2 separate regions of the Mus musculus genome follow, and region 2 is linked to region 1. Evidence: chromatin loops called from intact Hi-C (ENCODE). Cell type or tissue: heart. All regions are shown on one strand. Links, peaks and the distances in the headings refer to the core of each region. The heading gives the core; the rest is flanking DNA.

Evidence for each region. Hi-C counts contacts between places; a loop is a spot of excess contacts. Peaks named below come from ENCODE experiments on the same cell type or tissue, not always from the same donor. Only the 100,000 strongest peaks of a DNase experiment are listed, where the experiment ranks them.
Region 2: it touches region 1 in a loop (2.2-fold over the local background); 2 of 42 quality-filtered maps call a loop at or near these places.

What each region holds. Positions count from the first base shown.
Region 1 is chr10:87,644,923-87,655,363 of GRCm38, forward strand. No RefSeq gene overlaps it. Among named protein-coding and RNA genes, the nearest start is that of Pah, 130 kb to the left of the region's middle. In heart, for the core only: a CTCF peak has its summit at 4,357 (motif pointing right); no DNase peak of the experiment used is centred there.
Region 2 is chr10:87,831,759-87,842,199 of GRCm38, forward strand. The region is part of intron 1 of Igf1os (a long non-coding RNA gene); the gene reads right to left. Among named protein-coding and RNA genes, the nearest start is that of n-TKctt21, 7.0 kb to the left of the region's middle. In heart, for the core only: no CTCF peak of the experiment used is centred there; no DNase peak of the experiment used is centred there.

The DNA.
Region 1 (10,441 bases), core at 3,250-5,749:
AGTACTAAATTAATTTTACATATTGACATATGATGTGAAGTACTGAAAATGTTTGTTCCCCCAAAAAGAAAATTCTAACTGAAGACTGTAGATTGCTCTCAGAAACTGCATATAAAGAAAGGACAGATGTCATGTTTCCCAAACAGGTGATGCATTCCACCATTGCCTTGCAGATAAATAATGGTGGAATTAAAATACATTATGCAAATAATATTTGATTATAGGCCACATAATGGAGCTTTGGTAAACAAAAGGGAATGCACAGTGCAGTGATTGTACAACATTACGGTATAGTTCAAAAATCTCTATTATTTACTACTACTGTAGTCCCTTCATGGTACAGCACAGTACATTGCCACGATGGCACAACCGAACTTACCACTCAGTCTACTCCATAAACAGAACAGCAATGCAATTATAAATAACACACAGTATTTGATCATTTGTACAATATCTCTATTGTTACTTCCAGATTCTAAATATGCCTAGCTATACAAAATACTTACCATCCTTTTGTAATTGCTTATAAGATGTAATGATACAGAAATGTATTATAGATGGTTATAGCCTAGGCTACATCATCTAATGTAATGGGCTATATTGTCCAAGTTCAGGTAGCACAAGCTATAACATTTGCACAATGATCAATCACTAATGATGCAACCTCAGCACATAGTCCCATCAATAAGAGATGTATCACTTACATAAATATAGTTAATACAGTTAATAAAACACAATTCATATGTATTAGAAGGAAACCAAAACATGTCGACCTATGGTTTGGCAGATACCATTGCTCAGCTGGAAATTAAAATAAAGGGGATTAAGTGGAATATATTTGTTTCGTTAAGTGTGTGGCACAACCCATATCCCAACCATAATATGTGGGCAATGCTGGTGCCTATAGCAGACTGGATGTCCAAATAGTCCCTGTTACAGCTTCGGTGTAAAATATCCTCCCCAGACCCCGCAGCTGGCAATGCTGCTTTGCAAGTTTGTAGAAACTTCAGGACTAGCCCCTGGCTGGAAGAAGTGAGTTTCTAGGGTACTGACCCTGAAGTTCACAGCTCAGTCGCCATGCTTCCCTTGAATTGATGGACTGTGCCTTCAATCCATGAGTTAGAAAACATCCCACTTTCCTTAAGCTGCCGCTTGCTGGGGCTTTGGCTACAGCAAAGAGAAAAGTAGCTGACATAGCTTCTGATGGAGGAAATTATAATCAGGAAAAACCTTTTGAAAAAGGTTTCAGCTTAATCTGTGGTTAATTTCCTCAACACACAGTTCAAAGATAAAAGAGGCCACTACATGGATTAGGAACAAGTTCACAAACTAAGATTGGAGCACCAGCAAGAAGGCGCATGGTGGTGGGGGTGGGGTGGGGCTGGGGTGGGGGTGGGGTGGGGGTGGGGAATGGGATACCAAACAGAGTTCGGTTTATTGAATAAATAGACTCAGTGACAGTCAGACCCTCTCGGGTCCTATATGTCCAAGTTCTGTGTTAAAATTAATGGAGTGAAGCAACTTTCAGTCCTTTAGCTTTAAGAGACCCAGTTGTTTAGTTTGTTTTATTTTGGAGAGTTCTGGGCAGAAAACAAGACGTCAGTGCCAGAGATGCCCGGGCTCCTGTGCGGCTGGACTTGGTAATGACTGCCTTCGAGGCATTCATTTCAGCTAAGAGCCACCATCCCTGTCTCCAGCTGAGACCCATCAAGGTGAGCTCATCACCCCATTCATTTCCATCTTATTTCATGTGGAAAAGAAGACTGTGTTCCCCAACGATAGAAATGGGATGTCGATACAGAATAAAACTTGCTCATAAAAGAGAAGGAAAATTATGTCCCCGGGCCACTGGTTCCTTTACTATCTGTGCTAATAAATTTGAAGCCCTGGGAAAGTTCATTCAGATGTCTGAACTTCATGTCTCTTAACACTGAACATGAGAATGATGGTGCTAATCACCATAGCTCCTAGCAGGACAATGATTATAACATACAGTATAATCACCACGTAACAGGAGCCTGTTTGTTCCCATGTATTTTCATGGATGCCATTCTTTTTATGAAGATTATTGTTTATGTTGCTAATGGAATCTCAGTAGTGATACCTCAGATGGATTCTTCCAACAGCTAACTCATACAGCAGACATTTCTTAAGTTGACTGTAAAGCCAAGTACAGCAGCAGAGCACAATGATCTTCCCTATTCAGGGAACTCAGGATTCGGGGCTTAATAGGGATACAGTTGTATTCTTTAGGTACCTAGCCACTGATGTCATCAAGTATATCCACATGATGTAATCCCATCTAAACATTCTCTAGGTTTCTGGCTAACACCAATCTCCAGGAAGGCAGATACCATGCTTATATTATTTATGACTGTATTCTCTCTCTTTAGCATAGAGTCTGTCATATAAAGAGGATTCCATAAGTCAAGTATTAGTGGAGTGAAAGAAGAAATCCACGCAACAGTGAAACTTGCCCAAAACATAGTTTGAATGGCACCATCTCACAACTAGAGAAGTACAAGTAGAGTATGCTGGGCATTGTGGGTAATCATTCACTGGGTAATGAAATACTAATTCACTAAGTAAACTGCTTGAAGGTGCAAACTTATGTTTCTATTCAGTCTTAGAGCAACAGATAGGAGAGTAAAAGAAAGCACGAGTAATAAATAATACTTAGGGTTGTAAGAACACCAGTAAATCCCATCCATATACATGTTACCATGAGGCAGGCTGTGCAGGCACTACTTGTCATCATGGAGAGACCATGACTGGGCATGATCGGTAAGGCAGCATGCATATCACTTCCTCTGTCCTCATCTTCAGAGATCTTCCTTAGAAGAACTGATTAATTGTAACTCTGTCTTGTTTTCACATTCTTGTCTAGCTCTAGAAACTGCCAGTCCATCCAAGGTATGGTCTTTGCCTCTTTTCATTCCTGTGTTCTTTAGAACTGACTTGTGCATAGGCAGGAGGCTATGTGTTTTTGTTTGTTTGTTTGTTTGTTTTTATAAATAGACAGAAGGGCAATTTTTATCAACAGTCAGAAAGGAAATGTTCCAAAGTTTATGAGCAAATTTGAAGAGATGGGCTCATGGAATAAGTCTTAGATAGAGTTGAACTGTGGTAGAGAAAGAAGGGGAGAACAGAGTGCAAGGGACACACGGACCCGAGAGAAGACTGTCCACCCTGCTGGAGGCGTCACATGGCTTCCTGGTGCTTTGCAGGATCCTCCAGGCCTCGGCACCACTGACAAGAAGTTTGGATTCAGTCATCATCCAGTCATTTCATTCTAAGTTTTAGCTCTACTACAGAACATGATCTCCAGTGAACAAAGCAGAAAAATCAGAGCCTATGTGTCAAGGCGTCTATCATATAGGGTCCTCGGGTAAGTGCTTTCTTCTGTTTCTGTCAATAGCAATTGCCCAGCAAGTAACATGGCATCTTTGGAGGACAGGAGAGTTCAGTGGTCAGCAGTGTCCAGGTAATAAGTTCTACACAGCTTTCCATATCTCTATGGAAGCTTTAGTAACTCTGTTACTGTGGTGGGACCAGGAGGTGGCTAGTATCACGTTGTAGAGTGTCCTTCTAGCCCATTCTCCTGTGTGGATGAAGGTATTGCAGGGTACACTTCACAGACTGCTCTGCTATATCAGAAGCATCATCTTAGGTCTTCATGTTTAAGAACCTTTCTAGTTCAGAGGGCCCATAAGACTCTTATTTTCTATATTAGATATTTTCTTTATTTACATTTTCAATGTTATCTCTTTTTCTAGTTTCCTCTCCTAAAATCCCCTATCCACTCCCCCTCCCCCTGCTCCCCAACCCACCCATTCCAGATTTCTGGCCCTGGCATTCCCTTATATATCTTGCAAGAACAAGAGCCTCTCCTCCCATTGATGACTAGGCCATCCTCTGCTACATATGCAACTAGAGACATGAGTCCCACCATGTGTTTTCTTTGATTGGTGGTTTAGTCCCAGGGAGCTCTGGGGGTACTGGTTAGTTCATATTGTTGTTCCTCCTATAGGGCTGCAAACACCTTCAGCTCCTTGGGTACTTTCTCTAGTTCCTTCAATGTGAACCCTGTGCTCTGTCCAATGGATGACCGTGAGCATCTACTTCTGTATTTGCCAGGCACTGGCAGAGCCTCTCAGGAGAGAGCTATATCAGGCTCCTGTCAGCAAATCTTGTTGGCATCTGCAATAGTGTCTGAGTTTGGTGGTTTTTTATGGGGTGGATCCCCAGGTGGGGCAGTCTTAGAGACGTTTCTCTCTTGTCTTAATCATCTCTTCTTCCAGCTGCCTTTATCATAAATGCTCCTTGAGGTCCAGGCCTTCTTGTTTTGCACACTAGAGGGTAGTGTTGAGCCTCTTTAGAAATTCCTGCACTTGGGACAGAGGGGGGAAAAATCTGATGGATTACCCTTTCTTTTTTTGTAAATCAAAGAGGGCTAAGGGCCCAACAGCTGCTTCTCTTATATAAAAACCACCCTGATGGGCAGGATTTTGCACATAATCCCTGAATCCAGAAGTTCTTGAAAGCCATAGTTCATCTTCTCTTCTAAAATGTCTCTACTTCCATACCTAAAGGACTAAGCCCTCAAGTTGCATTTCTACAGGCTTGTGACTGGAAGCAACCCGGGGAGGGGAGGAAAGAGAGAGAGAGAGAGACAGAGAGAGACAGAGAGAGACTGAGAGAGACAGAGAGACAGAGAGAGACAGAGAGAGACAGAGAGAGACAGAGAGACAGAGAGAGAGACAGAGACAGAGAGACAGAGAGACAGAGAGACAGAGACAGAGACAGACAGACAGACAGACAGACAGAGACAGGCAGGCAGGCAGGCAGACTTTCCTTGTTTTGCTCTACATGAAGTATAACGGTGGGTGAAATAGAGTGGAAACTGATAAACTCCGTTGTATACAAGCTTCTGCATGAACACAAGTGTTTCTTTAACTATACCCAACTCTAGCCATTCTGCCTCTATCTCCGGTTCAAGAGTCTGTGCAAACTCCCTTTGGATAACCTTACATGTAGGCTCACCTACAACAGTCCTAGTTTATGTCTTTTCCTGTGGCATTCATTAATAGTCTTTTCATACACTTCCGTACAAGTCCCAGCTTGATCTATCAATTACATGACAACCAAGCTCTGAGTCAAATACGTTGGATCTGGACTCCAGCTATACTGTTCACAAGCTGTGTGACCTTGGGCAAGTCATTCATTCTCTCTGGGTTTCAGTTTTGTTCTAATGTTGGTATGATCGTAAGAATGAAATTAGTCCAGTCCTACTTAAAGAATGGCTGGCACATATTTAACCCCTCAAAAGGAGCAGCAGTTGAAATGGACTCCCAGGAAGATTCACAGTGACTGGTGTGGGCAACATTGGTGTGAGAAACCATGAGAGCCGAGGGTCAATTCTATGGAGAAAGAAATCAAAAGTGGCCATTCCTCCTTGAGTGTTTACAGCAGTAAACCTAGTGTCATTGTCACCAGCAGTTTGTAAGAAATGCAGATTCCCTGGCCCAGTCCCAGGTGCTGGGAATCAGAATCTTGAGTACAGTACCCAATAAGTTCTCTATTACTCAGGTCTTCTGGGAAACTTAACATACACTACAAACATTGAGAACCACGGAATGGATGCTTGGCAGCAAACAGGCTACACTGACTGGAGACAGGTATTGTCAAATCTTTTGTCTTCTAAGAAGAGAAAGACCTGTGGAGAAGTCCTAACCAGCAACAGGAGAACCTAATTAACAGTGCAAGTTCATGGCCACCATATTCTAGAGGCCCTGAGTTAAGCGTGGCTTTCCTTGGTGAAAGCTTACCCTAGAAGTGATGAGTGCTGGCTCGAGTCCAGATGTGCTTCACACCTGGATTTTGCTTGCTATTAAAAAAAAGACATTAAACAAAAATGACTATATGTGTATGTTCTGATTGTCTTGTTTCCCTTAAACATTCAGAAAGACTTGTCATCTCTGTGTGACTCTGCCACTGAGCCACAGGTGACTGAACACAAGCAAATCTGCTTGCCAACTGAGAGTGTACACAGCTTTGTATTGTCCCCATGAAGCTAGCCACATGGCTATTCCCATGTGACCTATCCTTTCCCTTTCCAACTGGTGACCCGAGTGCTTTCTCCTGCCATCAGAAGAAAGAAGGCCAGGGAGTTTGGATGGTTGGTTCTAGGCACGTGGCCCCAGCTCTCAGCATTCTTCTGTATGTGGAGAGAGGGCAGTTCCTGGATCTTATGAGCCAGGTCTCGGAGGACAAAGCCTTTTTGCAGAGCCTGTAGGCTGGCTTTCCTGGAATTCACATGCTCTCCTAGGATCTGAAGCCACCTAAGACATGGCTTAAAAAGCCAGCATTGTCAATTTGTCTCCCTTGTGCATTCACTGACCTGTGGCTTGCGTATTGGCCTCATGAATCCAATGTGTGTAAACCCATTTCTTTTTTCCTCGCCTTTCCCACTTCCTCCTGATGCTCAAGTAGGTGGCTTCTTTAAGGCCATGGTCATCCGTCTTGCACGAGATATAGAAAGTGACCATTCATGGGACGTGCAGCCTCAAGGTCTAGAAGTGGCTCCATTGAGTCGTCTCTTCAGAGTCTATACTATGTTTTAGGGACAAGGCATATGACCGAAAAGCGACCCTAAGCAAGAGATATGTGGTTTGTGTATTAACTGGAATTACATAAAGCAGTTATCCAAAACTAACACAATCCATAAAGTGTTTAGGGTGATGTAAAGAAGGAGGGATACAAAGTGGAAACCTCTGGGGTAGTTCACATAGAAGGGCATGGGATACATGTCAGGTGTGTCCACATCATCTGGAGTAGGGAGGGGGGAATGAAGGATGATATAAAGACTTATGGACTTAGAAAAAAAATAGAGGTGAGATTTCATGGTGACAAAAAGCAGTAAGTTATGACAAATGATGTGAAAGACCAAAAGTGCCAGTCCCATGTTTTTGGTGGCACAGTAATGCATCAATATAATTAGGCTTCATAATTAGGTTTCAAAGGACACCAAGATCATTCCTTTTGTGTAAACACCATTCATCCAAAAGGACGGGAAAGCCCTGGCCTGGAGTCCCTCTAATCTTATACTTAATTGACATTCCATCCCCTCTCCCAATTTTGTGCTTCTTTTTCTTCCTTCTCTTTATCTCATTGTCTGTGTATTCTTTCCTTGCTCTATCCCAAACCCATTTCAATATGCTGCTCACAAACTATACAAATAGCTACAGATCAAAAGACATCCAGGATAAAAACCTCCATCGCTGTGCAAAGAGAATTCAGGGGATAAAACCAAATGCCTGAGAAAAAAAAGTTTTTAAAGTAATAAGTCCTTGTCAGATTCCAATCAGCCTGGCCTCCCCACGGAGAGCTACAGGCACACCTACCCCATTCCAAAAGGCATGAGCAAAATCCCCCAGAGCTCCTCTCTTCCTGCTGTACTTTTTCTTTTGACCATTGCTGTCAAATCAGTTTTCTCATGTCATTTTAGCACCAGGCCTGGTGCATTTCTCCGTATAGTAAAAGCTAATGAGCCGTATGGCTTTTGGCAGGATCCGGCAATATACATGCTCCATTTGGAGCAGAGCAAGCCCTTGGAGTCTGTAGCTGTGTGAGCAACCTCAGGCTGTCTCCTGTGCTTCATGGGTCTGTAAATACCATAACTGTGGTCACCGTGAAGAATTATTAATATTCCAGAAGCCTGCTTTGACCCTACCCCCTACAGAGCAGGCTCTACTAACACACAGCTTCGCATTGGATCCCATCCAGTTGGAATTTATGAGTGGAAGCGGCAGACAGCCCATGTTGAAGCAAAGTCCCACCTTCGGCTGGCTCTCCAGCTCAGACCCCAAGGACATCACAGTATTTGATGAACTCAGAATGCATTTATTGGGCGCCTAACATGTGCTAAGCCTAGGTTTAGATGCCAGAGATATAGAGATGACAAAGCCCCATTCCCAGGGCCAAGAGAAAGTGATATTTGCTAAGGGGAGAGGGAAATATAAACCAGGTTTTATGTGCTAGCAAGTTTTGGGCATAGTCTTTGGTAAAACTTAGAGAAGAGTATCCATTCTTTCATTGTGTCCCTGTGAACTCTTGGTACTTACAGTGTGGCCCTCAGGCCAGCAGCTGCACCTGGAGCAGTTTAGCAATAAATCCCTGCAGCCTAATCCAAACTAGGGCTTCTAGAATGTAGGGAAACTTTAAAAAAAATCAGATATTCCCACTTATAATTTTAAGTACCAGGAGAGTCCTCTTAAAGTATCTGTTCTTGGGCTCCATCCTTATCAACTCTTGCATGATAGGTCTGAAGACTGCTTCAGAAGCCCTCTGGACACATCTGATGAAGCTGTTTTGTGGGCTGCCATTTCTGAACCAGTTTCTTCCTTGTTTCTCCAACTTGGTTGAATTCAGAATCACCGGAGAGGTTTTCCAAACTGCCCATCCTGAGCCATGAAACCAGAATCCCAGGGGTGGAATCCTTATCTGTAATTGTAAAGCTTTTTTTCAGGTGCCTAATATGGGAAGACTTCTTTTCTAAACCAGCACTGCCAGAATAGCAACCGTAAGACTTTGTTAGGCATTTCCCCAAATGCTTGGTCTTCCCCTAAGGATACTTTCTGGGGAGAATGTAGATACTTTAGGAAGTGGGGCATAGCTAGAGAAGTAGGTCACTAGGAGTGAGAATATTATCCTTGGGTTTGTACTGTCTCCCTCTCTGCTCCCAATGGTCACATACACAGTGAACAACTTTCCTCTACTACTGCACAATCCCTCTGCCATGATGTTCTCCCAAAGCCAGGGGACCAAACAACCACATTCTGAACCCTCTGAAACAACGTGCCAAAAAAATAAGTCCTTCTCTAGGTTGGTTCTGACAGGCATTCTGGTCACAGTAGCACAAAAAGTAATGAAAACAGAGTCACCAGTCACACTCCCAAGCCCGACCTGTGGACTCCGATTCTGCGGGTCCAAGACCTCAATTTGAAGAGCAGCATTCAAAACACTTTTTACAAGCTCAGCAGAACCCTAGTAATTCCAGTAGAACACCAGTGATTTGGAAATGAGACAGCTCTAGGGCTGGACCCTACCATTCCTGGCCCTACCCAAGATATTTGTCTTTGTCAAGCGGTAGAGCAAAGCTGCCTTGGGACCCTGTGCATACTTAGAGTAGACAGATTGAAAACGTACAGTCTCATAGGTAAATATTCTTAGTTTTTCTGGTCCTAGCTTGGATTCGCATCCTTGGGCTGGGATCATTCTCTGCTTGTTTTTCAAGGTAGATGGTCCTACCCACACGAACTTTCTGAGAATTCTGCTTCTTCCAAGACAGCAGTATTTTCTCACCATCTGGGGCTCAAGCCATAATGGATTTCTTTCATTTTCTCTAGTGAGTCATCTTTCTTTTGCCTCTGTCATTTGCACAAGCTGTTCTTTTTGCTTAGAATGTTCTTTTTTCCCTCCTCCCTCTGCAAGTTTTTTCTCCAAGACAGACCTCCCTACACCCCAAATGAGATCCTATTCTCTGTGGTATGTTAGTAATTAATATACCTCGGACCCTTCCTTCCTTTCATCAAACTGGTCACAGTTTGAAATTATGGACTGTGTTAATATCTGGACAATTATGCCACCCAATTCTGATTTAGATCGACCACATCTTTTACTCAGAAGCAGATTCCAGTCATTCATTTACTCAGAAGCAGATTCCAGTCACTCAGAAATCAGTTGGGACTCAGAGTAAATATGAAGCCACTCCTGTCAGGCCTGGGAGCTGGGACATCTTGCATCTTCTCACCATCTCACCCGAGATGATTGTCCACTTGCCCCAACAGGTTCCAGCCACATCCCTTCTACCAACATTGATCAGCTCTAGCTGAGTCATCTCTGCAGGTGCCACTTCATCATGACCCACTCACAGGCTTTCAGCAGTGTCAGCTCATCTGAGCCCCTGCTTCATATCCAGGAATGACCATGAGCAACGCCACTATCCTGACCCATTGTCTGAGCCCTTAGGGATCCTTCTTTCTGATACTGTTCTAGAACTGACCTGAGAATCCCCAAATTGTTCAGTCTCCAAACTCTAATAAGCTGCCAATGTTATTTTCAATGCTGTAATATCCCATGACTGTCATATATAAAATGTAAGTAAAAATACAAATTTCAAAACATTGATGGAGCATGAAATGAAATCATTTGCATCCATAGTACATAACTGGTCTATATTTAGACACATGAAATAAATCAGTGTTACTGCTTTTGATTGCTGAGTTAGAAGTAATATTCGATAATAATATTAAATGTGTTAACTGTTGGTCCTACAGCTTGATAGTACATCCAGGTTTGGAGAATAGTGCTGATTTTCATTTCTAAAATTGCATAAAGTGGCTAAAGAGTTAAGATCATTTGTACTGATCCCATGCCCTGA
Region 2 (10,441 bases), core at 4,275-6,774, 190 kb after region 1:
ACTGGGTGGGTAGCCTAGTGAGAATGGGGAACTTCTGGTTCAGTGGGAGACTCTGCCTCCAGGTAATAAGTAGAGAGCAACAAAGGCAGACATCTAATGTTCTGCTCTGGCCTCCATATGTGTGTACATTGGTTTGTGCACCTAAACACTCGTGGGTGTGCTCATACATAAACAGAGGAAGAAATAGATCATTTAAACTAAAGCTACGTTTCACAAGGATCACTGTGCCCACATCTTGGCATACAGTGTAAAAGTGCATGGCTAGAAATAGGCCATACACCTTTTCTTTATTATTTGATTATTTGTTTTTATTATTTTGTTTTTATTCAATGACTCCAAACAAAAAGGAATGGATTTGCTGCAACTCCAGTCATACTACTTGTGAAACAAATTAAGAAAGAAACAAACAAACAGAAAAAAAAACCCACAAGCTACCAGTCTGGGCACTTTAGGTCAGATGTGGCTCTTGATAGTGAGTGAATTGAGCAACTAGCTGATTAATTCCACTTTGTATACAGAGGCTGAGACAGCAGAAAAAAAAGTTTGCTAGTTTCATAAGAATATTAGTTCCTCTAATGCTATCCCTTGCACCCTGGAGAAGGCACCAGTTCTTCAAAATGTGGATGCATGCTAGTTAGACACTTTATGATACCACAATACCCAGGCAGATACTGAGATATTCCAGCTAACCTAGCAGAGGCTCAAGCATGCCACGGCCAATGAAGGACTTGGCTCAAGGATGAAAATATTGCTACTCACAGCCTGCTATCAAAAACATTTAATGTGAAGCTAGAGAGATGGTTCAGCGATCTCTTACAGACGATCCAAGTTCAGATCCCATATGGAAGCCCCTTCCCCCATGTGGAGGCTCCTGGCCATCTGAACTCCTGTTTCAGAGGATTCTATGCCTTTCTCTGACCTCCATGGGCACCAGGCATGCATTCAGTACACATACATATGTACAGGCAAACCACTTATACATATCAAATACAACAAATACATTTTTTTAAAGAACATTTGGTCTAGCCTGAGCTAAAATCTATTTGTCATTTGAGTTTGGCACTTACAAGCCACCATGTCTTTGAGTCACAGGAAGGAGTCAACCACTGAACAAAGCAACACAGAGAGAACCCTATCCTACTGACTTAAAGGGATAATCCCAAGACAAGGGCATTGTCACCATGCCTTGGGAATCCCTCTTCTTTAGGATTAGAAGGTAGAAAATAGTCACTGGGAAACATTTGTGTTTTAATAGACTTACTGTATACATACGAAACCAGAATTCCATGCCACTCAAAACTTTAAATTTAAATTATGTAAAGATCAAGAAGTTCATGCCTTTAATATTCACACAATAAAACATTACAATTTTAAAATGTCCCTCTTCCATCTTCTCTGCATTTTTTTCTTCTATTTTCAGTTTCTATGGCAAAACAATCAATCGTTGTTTCTAGCTTCTTGGTATCCTTTTTTATTATTAATTATTTTTCTACACTCCATATCCCCTCCCCCGCACCCGCCTGTCCACCTTGTTCCACATCCCATAACTCCTCCCCACCCCATCTCCACATGGATGTCCCCATCGCCCCCACCCCCCACCCCACCTGACCTCTAAACTCCCTTGGGGCCTCCAGTCCCTTGAGGGTTATGTGCATCCTCTCTGAATGAACACAGACCTGGAAGTTCTCTACTGTATGTGCACTGGGGGCCTCATATCAGCTGGTGTATGCTATCTGTTTGGTGGCCCAGTGTTTGAGAGATCTCAGGGGTCCAGACTAATTGAGACTGCTGGTCCTCCTATAAGAACTTCTTGATCTTTACAGTGAGATCTTATGCATATGTGAAAGTGTATGTAAATATGTATTCCATATATGGCATCTCGCTGCTCTATTCAAAACATTGTGCATTCTGCTTCTTAAAACTTAATATGCTGTAGATTATTTTGCTGTTGGAGCATGGAGAAGCTTCTGGGCTTTGGCAGTCTCTCTAACCTTCAGGTCACTCAGCCTATGATTGGGATGAATTTCAAAACACCACGTGGAGCTGTTTAATCTGTTATGCCATATTGTCAATAAACCTGAAGAAAATTAAAATTGCTATCCTAATAAATGCTGAGGCCATATACAATATTTACTTACTGAGCTAATATGGCAAGGAATAGTCTTGTGTGCATGCGTGTTTATCAAGCACATAAGTTTATATAAAAGTGTGAGATTACTGCATGGAAGAACTGGTGCTTTAATTTTTCTGAAAGATACTGACAAGTTACTATGGTAGGTTTTCTTTTGATGCTCCCCTTGCTCAGTCACTTACAGTTTTCCATCATAGACATGTGTGCCACTCTGTCTGGGAGATTTCTCCAACAGTAAAGACATGGTCTAAACTATCCACAGGGCAGATCAGAATTGTTGAGGACTGGACATTCCCAAGAGCAGCCCTCACTCATTGGCATATACACATGATGAATAAATGACCCAGTTTGTTGTTTGGCCAGACAATTCTGTACCATCTCTCAAATGTGTCCAGTGGCATTGAGTCTCATATTATCATAACAAAAATGTCTCATTAATATATCCTCCTGTGTCTTTATCTCCCTCTTTCTTTCTTTTCTTTACTAGGGTTACTTGGAATCACCTTTCAGATAAACTCTTTGTATTTCTGAACTTGTCTTTCAGGACTTATGCATTGCAAACTTAATTCCTAGTGCAGTATAGGAGGGTGGGACCTAATGGGAGGTTTGTAAGTCAAGAGAGTTCCATCCTCAGGTTCCTGGCACCTTCTCTTAGCTTATCACTCTATGTCACTTAAAGAGAAAGATAGAAGGGTATTGCAGACACTAGCACATTGGTTTTGAACTACTTAACATGTCAGATGCCTCCCAGGCCTGTGAATCATGTCAGATGAGATTCCCAATCTCCATTACCTTCATTTTTTTTCCACCTTTAAATTGACACCTCTCACCATCCATTTGTTTCTATAGCAAAATGCCCAAGGCCTGGCATTTTCTAAAGAAAGTAGTTTTAGTTAGCTTGGTTTTAGTGGTTGAAATTCAACATCAGGTGGCCCCATACTTGTCACCCTTTGGAAGAGCCTTCTGACTCAGCCAATAACATGGCAAAAAGATGGTGTCACATGTTGAAGTCGTGTGTGTGTGTGTGTGTGTGTGTGTGTGTGTGTGTGTGTGTGTGTTTTAGAGAGAGAGTTGGGAGGAGGGAGAGAGAAAGAGAAAATGAGCCTTTCTTCATAAATGAGCTTTATATATGTATTTATAGAATATTATTTATATAAAAATATTTATATTATATAATTATATATTTATATATTACTTATATATTATATTTTATATGTAATTATCTATCATATGTATATATGATTATAACTGAGCTTTATAATCACCTAGTCTTCAGGAACCTACTAAGTCTCTTAAGACCTAAATTATTCTTTCAAATTGGGCATCAAACTTTTATAAGTATGGTTCCTTTGGTGACCTAATGCTCAGATCCCACAAAGCGCCACCTCTCAAAGATTTTGTACTGGTTGGTTTTGTGTCAACTTGACACAAGCTGGAGTTATCACAGAGAAAGGAGCTTCAGTTGAGGAAATGCCTCCATGAGATCCAGCTGTAAGGCATTTTTTCAATTAGTAATCAAGGTGGGGAGAGCCCTTTGTGGGTGGTGCCATCCCTGGGCTGGTAGTCTTGGGTTCTATAAGAAAGCAAGATGAGCAAGCCAGGGGAAGCAAACCAGTAAGAACATCCCGCCATGGCCTCTGCATCAGCTCCTGCTTCCTGACCTGCTTGAGTTCCAGTCCTGACTTCCTTTGGTGATGAAAGCAACATGGAAGTTTAAGTTGAATAAACCCTTTCCTCCCCAACTTGCTTCTTGGTCATGATGTTTGTGCAGGAATAGAAACTCTGACTAAGTCAGATTTCTACCTTTCAATACCATGGGGAATCAAACTTCCAGAACGTGAGCCTTTGGAGGACAAACCTGATCACTGCAACACCAAGTTTCCTTTAAGGGGAAAAAAACAAAAACAAAAACAACAACAACAAAAACCCTCCAATACTATTACATAGCCAGAGGGAAAGCATGAGAGATGCCAATCCTAGCTAGAGAAACGCATGAATGAGGGACACTAGCAATTTGCAATCAACAGCAAAAATGCTGATCATCAAATCTTCCCCAGGTTTGCTAAGGGAAGGTGGCAGGTGCTGAAGTGAACAGAGATGTCAGGTCTTTGGAATAGGTCAGGGAGACCTGGGGCAGAAGGTGATCTTTGGAGGCTTCACATGTTGATCTAGGGTAGACAAGACAAAAAAGCAACTACAGACCAGGCAATTTTGTCATAAGGCTCCAAATGTTCTCCTGCTGTGATTTATGGACATGATTTTGTTTTACAGAGTCCTGTTTTCACAGTAAAGACACCCATTCTCAGAGCACCCATTAGTGGAGGTATTATAGTTATAACTTTATATAGCTAAACCCACTCAGCCTTCTCTGCTTCTGAACCAGGGCTGCAGAGCACTGGCAGAAAGAAGTCTCTCTATTCTTTAGTTTAATTATCAACTATAGTGTTCCCTTGATGCTCCTTTCTGAACAGTTATTGGAAAGGTCCCCCAGTGTCACTTCACCTCATCCTCTTATACTTTCTTCCTTGCTTGATGCACAGGGTCCTGTTTTCTTTTAAGGAAAAAGAACTGAGCAGTCAAAACATGGGTTCCTCCATGCACAGACGTTCCTCTTCAGAATCCATCCCTCCTCTTACTTTCTGTGCCCTCTTCCTCTGTACCTCATTTGTTTTCTCTGCTCTTCTCCACCCCATGCGGCTCTTGCCTCTGGTTCTCCTCCTCTCTTGTGTTTCTCAGGATCTCGCTGCATTTCTCAGACGCTATCAGATAAGTGTCCTCAAACTCAGCCTGCATGTGGATAGAAAGGCTTTCGCTGGCACTCCCTGTAGCTGGCTTTCTTGCTTCTTGGCTCTCATCTCTCAGTTAACAGATTGAACTACCATGTCTGCCCCACACTGCTTCCCAGCTGCCCACATGTTCCTCCATTCAATGTAACACAGATAAACTCTTTTCCCACATTTTCAGTTCTAATAAACCTATGCCTTACTCAAAAATCTATTATCAGTGTTCTCAAAGGTGCAAACTTACTATCATCTGGGAACTTGGTAGGCATGAACTTACTGACCCCATCCAACATCTGCAGGGGATGAAACCCAGTAATTTGTCCTTTATCAAGTTCCTTGAATAATTTCATTGTACACTTTTAATTTAAGCTCCATATTGCTAGCCCCCTTCTTTCTCTTTTTTGAGTGTGTGTGTCCCATGCACATGAGTATATGGATGTGTACACATATGCATATACCTACAGAGGCCAGAACAGAATGTAAAGTAGACTCTTCTGTCACCCTCTGCCTTGTTGCCTTGAGACAGGGTCACTCGCTAACTAGAAGTTCACTGTTTGGGCTGGTCTGGCTGCCCAGTCACATGTGCCATGCCTGGCTTTTAACTTAGAGTCTGGAGACTGAAACTCAAATCATCCTGCATGCAGAACAGGCAATCTCACTGAACCATCTTCCCAAGCCTCACTTCTTTTCTGCTACGCATGGTTCCTTGTTTTCTATCAACTTAATTTCTTTCCTCCAATATCTGCCTTTCCTCAATGTATCTGCCTTCCAAGCATTCATTAAATACATTTATAATTCCTTTTGTTCTAGCCGTACATTATCTATTCTGTGCAAGTGAATTCCTCCATTCAGATCATTCAGTTACAGCTTGTATTAGCCCAGATTCTACTGTTTTTAAATGGAAGAGAAGGTAATTAAAGTTAAGGAAGATTGATCAAAATTAAAGAAAAGTCAGAATGTGTTTACCATTTTAACATGTGTGTTAGACATGAACTTATCCCATCCAAGATCTATTGGAGGTCCAAGGTCTTAAATAAAGTCACCAGGACCTGGCTGCTTTCTTTTTGTCTCCTGTCTGTTTTCATTTGAGTTGGCATTGCTTTTAGTCCAGGCCCCTGGAGACCTCCAACATGTTTGCTCACACTTCTAGGCTTCACTAGTTTATGTGACCACACTTAAGCCATCATTGATGGCAACAGTGTAAAAAACAGTTGACACTCTAAGCTGGAGTCACATCACTGCTCCTGATGGAAGGTGTGAGAGAAACTTCACTCACTATATGCAAAGGCATCCGTTGTCTTGTGGCACTGGCAATCCAAAAGGAGATATAGATAAGGAAAGGGTCAAAATAAACTGTCAGCTACTGGCATAAAAGAGTAATGGATACAGAAGGATAAGGGTGCAGAAGAGAGGGCGCATATTGCTCCTCCGAGAATTTTGAGATGGCCCTAACTGGAGGTTCATCAATTCTCGATGCCTATTCTCTTTGCTATGGCCTCCACTGTAATTCCAAGTTCTACTTCTTAAACTGTTATGTCCAGTTGCCTACATGCCTCATCCTTCCACATGGAAATGGAAATGTCTTAAATGGTTGTTAGTACATCCCTTCCCTCCGTTTGCTTTGCACTTCTTTTCTTAAACAGGGATTTTTATAGATGAGAGGAGCCGGCATCTTCTTTTCTCTATCCTCTCATCTTGAAGATAATAAATATAAAGAGGACAATGGGAACTACAAAAAAAATTAGGAAAAGTGTGAAGCATCAGGAATGAGTCTTGGGGGTGTTGAAGGGAAAAGGCTAGCAAGGCAGAGAGAGGCTTTCCTACTGCATCTTCTCGGAGGAAGCCTTCTGGATAAAATCTTAAATTTAGAAATGACTACCTTCACCCATTTCTTCCAGTTTCTACCTGGTAGGCATAGATACAGGCAGTGGTAATTTTCCCAGCTAATGGCACTTTGCAAATCCTGCTCATTTTACCTCTTAAAATATGTCTAGAATTTTCCCATTGGCTCACATGACTGTGGTCACTTCTATAGTCCAGGCTTCAACATCCATTCTGGTTTTTTTGTTTGTTTGTTTGTTTTACTAATCTCTTATCTGAGTCCCATCTAGTCTCCTTTCATCTGGTTTTATCATCTCTCTGAATACTCTCCATGTTATTCCCAGCACCCTTAGATTTCTACTAGTTGTGCTGAATGAAGACTGGAGCTGTCTGGCCATATCTCTAAAGTGGAGCCACTCAGCCAGATTAGGTTTTTCTCTGACTTCAGCTGCCTTAAGTGCAAGCATGAAAGAAATTCAGATGGTGTCTGTTTTTGACAAAATTGGGGAAAGGAGGAACGAACAAAGTAGATCCACACAAGAGCTGAATTATGAGAATGCTTCGTGGAATTTAAGTTGGTAAATTGGCAACTGAGGCCACAAGGAGACAGTGATCAGGGAAGCGGAATGGAGGTAAAGAATGGGCATGATTGAGGATAGATTTCCATATGACTGATAGAACATATGCAGCTGGATGGCTTAATTAGACTCTAGAGAAAGAGAATGGAGACTAAAAGGTGAGGTACAGGTGGAGGAGAAAACTAAATGCAAGGAGACAAAGGAGCTGAGAGGATCCTCAGCCACATGACGACGTAGATGGATGCTGATGTAGCCAAGAATGTTAGTAGAAACACGGATGGAAAGAAACGCAGTGTCCAGACAGTGAGTAGGTAATGAAGGTGGGCACTGACCGAGAAGACAGTGGATAAGGGCATCCCTGGGAGGAAGGTGGTCTGCCCCAACACTTGCAATCCAGAGTAGTTTAATATAGGGTCTAAACTGTGAGAAAACAGTCACAGGAAATGAGGAAGACACCGATCTGTACTCTCAAGCCCCCTGTGCATGTAAGATACAAAAAGAAAAAAGTAAATTCCACCAAGTGGATAAAATCAATAAGCATGTGGGTTTCAGAGCAAAATGGGGAAGTAAGAGAAGATGAAGAAGTAGGAGATTTTTGCTGATGATGTGCACTATGGGTCCCAGAGGATGCAATGAAAAGGGTGGGGATGGGGATGGTGCAGATTACAACAAGTTACAAGATGCATAAGATAATATTGAGGGTCTCCTGGATGAAGTGTAAAGAGGGTTTAAATGATGCAAAGTTAATCTCTATGAAGGCATTGAGTAACAGTTCTGACTGCAGCCTCCCTTTTGAGATTAGTCTTTTATCTTCCCTTTTACCTCTTATTTATTCTTCTCTCATACAATACATCCCAACACCAGCCTTCCCTCCACACACACACACACACCCTCTCCCCCAAGCCCCACTGCTCCTCTGTTTCCCTTCACAAAAGAGTAGGGATAGCAACCAAACATGGCATAGCAAGATGCAATAAGACTAGGCACAAACACTCATACCAGGACTGGATAAGTCTTAAAAGCAGTTTTCAGTGGTGAGGTTGGAAGTACTGGGAGACAGTACCATCTCACCAAGACAGGAGGAGTTCATTATTAGTCTGCTGGGGAACACACATTCTCAATGACTCACAACCTTCTCAGGGACCATTTCCATTTTCAAAGGAAGTCCTCTTCCTGAGGTAGACAGAGGGAAGAAATGTAGCGCCTTGGATTCCTGCTTCCTCAAGACCTCATTTATATGTTTATCTTGATCTTTAACTTGTTCTTCTTTCCTTATCCCAACTCCAGTCAGCCACTCATTTACCATGGGTGTGCAACCCTGGGTCTACAGATTGTGAGAACAAATACACATTAATTTTGCATGGTATTACAACACATTATCATTCACAAAGTTCCTATTCAAGAACCATACACATACACACACACACACACACACACACACACACACACACACACACACACAGAGAGAGAGAGAGAGAGAGAGAGAGAGAGAGAGAGAGAGAGAGAGGGAGAGAGAGAGAGAGAGAGGTCCAAAGTGTTTTAAGTTATTTACAATGTTGTGTTGAGCTATATTCATAGCACTCCTGGATCATGTGTGGCCTGCAGGCTATAGAATGAACATCTTTGAGAGCATTAACAATATAACAAAGATTATAGCTGAAACTATAGCAGTCATCAAACTATCAAAATCAAGTCAATGTGCAATGATAATCTCTATATTTAATGCCATAGCTTCCAAATTATACTGGTACACATTAACAAAAGGTTAGTATGGTTATTCATCATTTGAATTGAATTGAATTTGATAGGTTTAAATTCTTTGAGACAAGTATCAAGGTTGAACATTTAAATTCAGTGTTCCTGGAAGGGTAGTAAAAAAGACAGTAGATTTGGTAGCAGATGGTATTCCCAAAGCTTTGCAATCATGTTTTAGCTGGATTATTTCTTGACACTTAAATAAATTGAAGATATTAAAAATCGGTTCATACAGGTCACCTTGACCTTGTCCCAACTTTAGCAAGTCATCAGAAACTTTATATTCAGATGGCCATTGCAATGGATTCCATTAAGGAACTTTGGGGGCTAGCAATTCGTATTAAATATGTACAAATATCCTCATAGTGGCAACTTCACTCTGCTAGCCTTATTTGTGTTACCCGTAGGAGATGGGTATTGATAATCCTACTTTGATAAGTAAGAAGATTTTAGAGTACAGGTAATATGTTCAAAGGCCCACAGCCAGTGACTGCTAGAATTTTTTTCTGGTCTCCTTACGTTCTTGTTTTTGTTAAGATGAGGTTGGGCTATGCATAACCATGCTGGCCTCAACTCCTGATCCTCCTGCATCTGCTTCGTGCGTGCTGGAATTACTGCCATGGACCACCACACCATCTTCAGGCTGTCTCCAAGAGAGACTGCAAAGCCAGAAAGGACAACTGACTAGCTCGAGGCCGGAGAACTACAAGCTGATGCCTCTAGTACTTATTTAGGAAACACTGTCTTTTGTCAACATAGTGCTTTACTTTCTGTACTTGAATTATCTTAAAGCCTGGCCTATTTCCTAAAAGCCTGTTTCAAAATTTCTCTTACTTTAGTGTGGCCAATTTTCTGGGTACAGAAATGTAAGAGAAACTTTCCCCAAACAAGTACCTATCCTGTTTCCCCATAAAAAGCAACATCAGCGAATGTATGTGGCATGGTAGTACCCACTTCTTCATTTTCTTGAGAAGTTTGGGGTCACTGCACCCAGTTATTATGTGCAGAACTCCTTATCAGATCCCACTCTCTCCACCTCCATGAGCTATGATATCAATAGAAAGTTGGACATTATACTGTTTCCAATGCAAGTCCCTTCCAGCTCTAACATTTCAACATCCTGAAGTGTTCTGACCTTTAAAATTAGGATGCAAAGGAACAGGTTTCCTCTGTGCATTCACACACACACACACACACACACACACACACACACACACACACACATACACACACACACACACACACACACACACACACACACACACACACACACACGTCTTAGTTCTCCTTCCCTACTCTCCCACACCTGCACCTTAAATCCTTCAGTATTCCTCTCTGCCACATGTCCATGTCACATGTCCATGTCACATGTC